2 separate regions of the Homo sapiens genome follow, and region 2 is linked to region 1. Evidence: read pairs that join two places in POLR2A ChIA-PET (ENCODE). Cell type or tissue: GM12878. All regions are shown on one strand.

What was found. Peaks named below come from ENCODE experiments on the same cell type or tissue, not always from the same donor. Only the 100,000 strongest peaks of a DNase experiment are listed, where the experiment ranks them.
Region 2: POLR2A ChIA-PET joins it to region 1 with 6 read pairs; 21 of 35 experiments call an interaction of 5 or more read pairs at or near these places.

Annotation. Positions count from the first base shown.
Region 1 is chr14:93,102,863-93,105,362 of GRCh38, reverse strand. The region is part of intron 2 of ITPK1 (inositol-tetrakisphosphate 1-kinase); the gene reads left to right. Among named protein-coding and RNA genes, the nearest start is that of ITPK1, 12 kb to the left of the region's middle. In GM12878, no CTCF peak of the experiment used is centred here; a DNase peak (open chromatin) is centred at 1,542; H3K4me3 peaks cover 670 bases; H3K27ac peaks cover 1,454 bases.
Region 2 is chr14:93,189,501-93,192,000 of GRCh38, reverse strand. No RefSeq gene overlaps it. Among named protein-coding and RNA genes, the nearest start is that of LYSET, 5.4 kb to the right of the region's middle. In GM12878, no CTCF peak of the experiment used is centred here; no DNase peak of the experiment used is centred here.

The sequences.
Region 1 (2,500 bases):
AAGACCTTACCCCAAAACTGTCAGGCGTGGGGAAGCACCGAGTTAGCCAAGGCTGAAGCAGTGTGTTTCAGACTTCTCAGGGGCAGGTCCCCTCCAGGAGGTTTGCTGGAGCCAGAGGTTCCCAGGCTGGCTCCTGGGTCTCTGTACCCTGAGCTCACTGTGGGAATCTCCAGTCTGGCACCGTTCACCTGAGGCCTCACTGGAGCCCCCTCATGCAGGAGGGAGACATGGCAGGGGCACCAGGTCGTCAGCCCAGCCCAGTTCTACCTGCTGTTGCTACCTTTTGCCAAATTCCTTCTCAAAAGAAGCCTTTTCAGATTTCTTGCCTCTGGCTGCTGGTTTGCCCGGAGTGTATAGAAAGGAGCTAGTTTTGCACAAGAGACATTCCTGGGACCGATCTGGCCAGATAGACACTTGTGGCGTTTTCCTCAGCAGTTTACGCTGCAAACCCATGGACTCCTCAGCAACCATTCTTATTAGCCTGGGGTCACTCTGGGCGCTCTTGGAGCCCAAGCCAGAAACTGGGACTCTGGGTTTGTTCAGGCGGCCTGCTGTGCTTTGGCAGGGCTGTGTTGCTTCCTCTCTGCCCCCTTGTACATTCATGGCTCATGCCAGATCTCAGAGGATCCTGAGAACCTACCATGGGGGTCAGGCACTATTGCAGATGGGATAACTACCCTCCAGGATGGCTGAGGGGTCTCCATTTGCTAGATGAGGGCCCTGAGACTCAGGGAGAGGCCAGGTGCTGTGAGCAGCACAGCTTGGATTCACCCTCAGGGATGGGTGACTCCTGAAACCATGCTGTTTCCACTCCGCCAGGTTGCCTTTGTCTTCAACACAGCATCCAGCTGCCGTCGATCGATGTCAGGAAAATCAAGGAGTTCTGTTCTTTTTTTTTTTGAGATGGAGTTTCGCTATTGTCACCCAGGCCGGAGTGCAAGGTGTGATCTTTGTTCACTGCAACCTCCACCTCAGCCTCCCCAGTAGCTGGGATTACAGGCACCCGCCATCACACCCAGCAAATTTTTGTATTTTTAGTGGAGAAGATGGGGTTTCACCATGTTGGCCAGGCTAGTCTCAAACTCCTGACCTCAGGTGATCTGCTCAACTTGGCCTCACAAAATGCTGGGATTACAAGTGTGAGCGACCGCGCCCTGCCTCAAGGGGTTCTTTTCTGAGCATCCTTTGTGTGCAGTTGTTGGGCCCAGGAGGATAGTGCATGGTGGAGATGGCAGTGAAGTTGGAGCATGAGACTTGTCCTGAGCCTCTGCCCTCCCAACTGTAAGGTGGGTGCAGTGCACCCGCCCTAGGGCCAAATGATAGGATTCCCCCTCCACCCAAGAGGCCACCTCACCTGCCCTCCTACCCGCCCAAGGCAGGGCCTGGGGCCTCTGACACATCTCTGCTGGGAGCTGCCACCCATCTTTTTCTGGGGGATCCTCCAGTGGTCAGCTTGCTGCTTCCTGGGCAGGGCGGGGCATGGTAGATGGGTGCAGAGAGAACCCTCCTGTGGCAGTTTCACTTTCATTTCTGCCTCACACCCTGTTTCCATCCAACAGTCAAGGGCTGGGCTGCGGAGGTGAGGAAACATCCGGTCTCCACCCTGGGGTACTTGTCCTAGTGCAGGTTCCCAGGCCTCCCCCTCCCCTGGAATGAATCTGGGGTGGGCCGTGGCATCTTCTTTTTAAAAAACACCCCATTCATTCCTTTATGCACTTACATGCCACATACTTACTGAGTGCCTGCTGTATGCTGGGCACTCCTGGGTTCTGGGGATTGATACAGCAGTGAGCACCACAGTCTCCTGGAGCCCCAGGGTCAGTCTTAGGGAGAGCTTCAGGGCAGTTGTCTCACCACTGGGAGCTCTTGCCCACAGTGTGCTGGGTCACGTACCTCTCAGGGTCCTGGGCTCGTGAGTTTCTTCTTCTTCTTATTTTTTTTTTGAGATGGAGACGGAGTCTTGCTCTATTGCCCAGGCTGGAGTGCAGTGGTGCAATCTCACTGCAACCTCTGCCTCCCGGGTTCAAGCGATTCTCCTGCCTCAGCCTCCTGAGTAGCTGGGATTACAAGCACGCGCCACCACGCCCGGCTAATTTTTGTATTTTTAGTAGAGATGGGGTTTCACTGTGTTGGTCAGGCTGGTCTTGAACTCGTGATCTGCCCGTCTCAGCCTCCCAAAGTGCTGGGATTACAGGCGTAAGCCACCATGCCCGGCCCTATTTTTCTTTTTTTCTTTCTTTCTTTCTTTTTTTTTTTTTTTTTTGAGATGGAGTCTTGCTTTGTCGCCCAGGCTGGAGTGCAGTGGCGCGATCTTGGCTCACTGCAAGCTCCGCCTCCCAGGTTCATGCCATTCTTCTGCCTCAGCCTCCCGAGTAGCTGGGACTACAGGCGCCTGCCACCATGCCCGGCTAATTTTTTGTATTTTTAGTAGAGACAGGGTTTCACCGTGTTAGCCAGGATGGTCTCGATCTCCTGACCTCGTGATCCGCCCACCTCGGCC
Region 2 (2,500 bases), 87 kb before region 1:
CATGGACCAGTGATTTGCAACCCTGAGAGAATCATTTGAAGATTGCTTGGGGTCCATCCCAGAGATGTAACTGGTTGGAAAGGGACCCTGGCATTGTTTAAATGTAAGAAGTTTTCTTTGGGTAATTCTAATGTACATACAGCCACAGTCTAAGACCTATTCACTGCCTTAGAGGAAAGCATAAATACAAATGCATCATGATTCCCAATCATGGTCCAAAATTATATGGCACTTCTTTTTATGTTGGAAAATTTATTAAATGATGGCACATATTTGCTGCAAAGATGAGACATGGTATTGTGGTAAGTTTTTCTGCCAGTGTTTTGGAGATTGAGAATGTTAAATCCATCAAGATGGGAATCAACACTAGATAATCTTTTTTTATTATTTTTATTATTTTTTTGAGACAGAGCTTCGCTCTTGTTGCCCAGGCTGAAGTGCAATGGCGTGATCTCAGCTCACCGCAACCTCCACCTCCCGGGTTCAAGCAATTCTCCTGCGTCAGCCTCCCGAGTAACTGGGATTACAGGCATACACCACCACGCACGGCTAATTTTGTATTTTTAGTAGAGATGGGGTTTCACCATGTTCATCAGGCTGGTCTCGAACTCCCGACCTCAAGTGATCCGCCTGCCTCGGCCTCCCAAAGTGCTGGGATTATAGGCATGAGCCACCACGCCCAGCTGATAATCTTTAAAAAAAAAAAAAAAGACTAATCCTACTCACCATGAACAAATATGCTGGTTCCATGGCTTTGTGGGTACAGTTACTCATAGAAGCACTTTATCTGATGACTGCACTTCCCCAAAGAAAAGCTTTCTGTTAACTGTACAAATTTTGAAATAGAACCAAATTCTAACCTTCAAGGAATCACAACTTTTACTTTAAAACTGGTATTAAGAACAATTTAATATTAAAAAACGAGACAACTTAAAAACTGGTAGCATCTTTAAAACCAGAAAATTTACATGGGGACTAAAGCTCCATGAATTACATGATTCTGTAATTCAGTTTTCTGTTCCCTATACTGGCACTTTTGAAAAAATATCTGGCATGTTTTGGTGAAAAGTCTCAACAGGATTACTTCATTTCACATATAGTTGCAAATAAAATCACCTATCAAATCATTGTAGGATATAGCTCTATTTTTCTCATCTCTGGAAGCGAGTGTTTCCTAGTTATGAATCCTAGAATGTCCACTCCCTAAAATCCCTGAAGCACTTACTCTATTTGCCATTCATCTCACTAAGTAATCCTGTACTCACTGCTTTTTGTATTATGATGTGAACATGAAATAAATGGGCTGAGCACAGTGGCTCACACCTGTAATCCCAGCACTTTGGGAGGCCAAGGCGGGTGGATCACCTGAGGTCAGGAGTTTGAGACCAGCCTGGCCAACATGGCGAAACCCCATCTCTACTAAAAATACAAAAATTAGCCAGGTGTGGTGGCGTGCGCCTGTAATCCCAGCTACTTGGGAGACTGAGGCAGGAAAATCACTTGAACCCAGGAGGCAGAGGTTGCAGGGAGCCGAGACGTCATTGCACTCCAGCCTGAGCCGACAGAGCGAGACTCTGTCTCAAAAAAAAAAAAAAAAAAAAGAAAAGAAAAAAAAATGATGATCTGCTATCACACACAGGTCTCCTAACCATCAATTTCAACCTCTTCCTCAATCCAAGAGCTAACAGATTAAAAAATATATTTCACTTTTCCCTCTTTACCTTACCTAAAAAATGCTTTGAACTATTAAATAGCCACAAACCAGAAATAATCCACAACTTGGATAAATAGCTCCTAATCAAAAAGCAGATTAAACCTGCAATCTGAAATATAGTAATTACATTTGGAAATACTGAATTTACTACATTAATCCTACTCTAATTATTTTACTATTTCTTCTATCAAGGCAAAAGGCAATATAATCTTGAAAGATAGAGATGGACTGAACATTTGCTTACCAAATCCCAAAATACTAGAATTTGAAGTATAAAAAGAGATGAATCAACTTCATTAAGAAAACTTTGCAATACCAGTGGCAACCTCACAAACCTTGCATTACATAACCTTTTTTTTTTTTTTTTTTTTTTTTTGCAATGGAATCTTGCTCTTGTGGCCCATGCGATCTTGGCTCACTGCCACTCTCCCTCCTGGGTTCAAGCGATTCTCCTCCCTCAGCCTCCTGAGTAGCTGGGATTACAGGCATGCACCACCAGCCGTGGCTAATTTTTCTATTTTTAGTAGAGACAGGGTTTCACCACGTTGGCCAGGCTGGTCTTGAACTCCTGGCTTCAAGTGATCTGCCCACCTCAGACTCCCAAAGTGCTGGGAGTAGCATGAGCCACCCCTTTTTAATAGAAATGGGGTCTCGCCATGTTGCCCAGGCTGGTCATGAACTCCTGGGCTCAGGCTATCCTCCCATCTCTGCCTCCCAAAGTGCTAGGATTACAGATGCCACCACTCCCAGCCTACATAAAGCATTTATAAAACAAAACAAAACTGA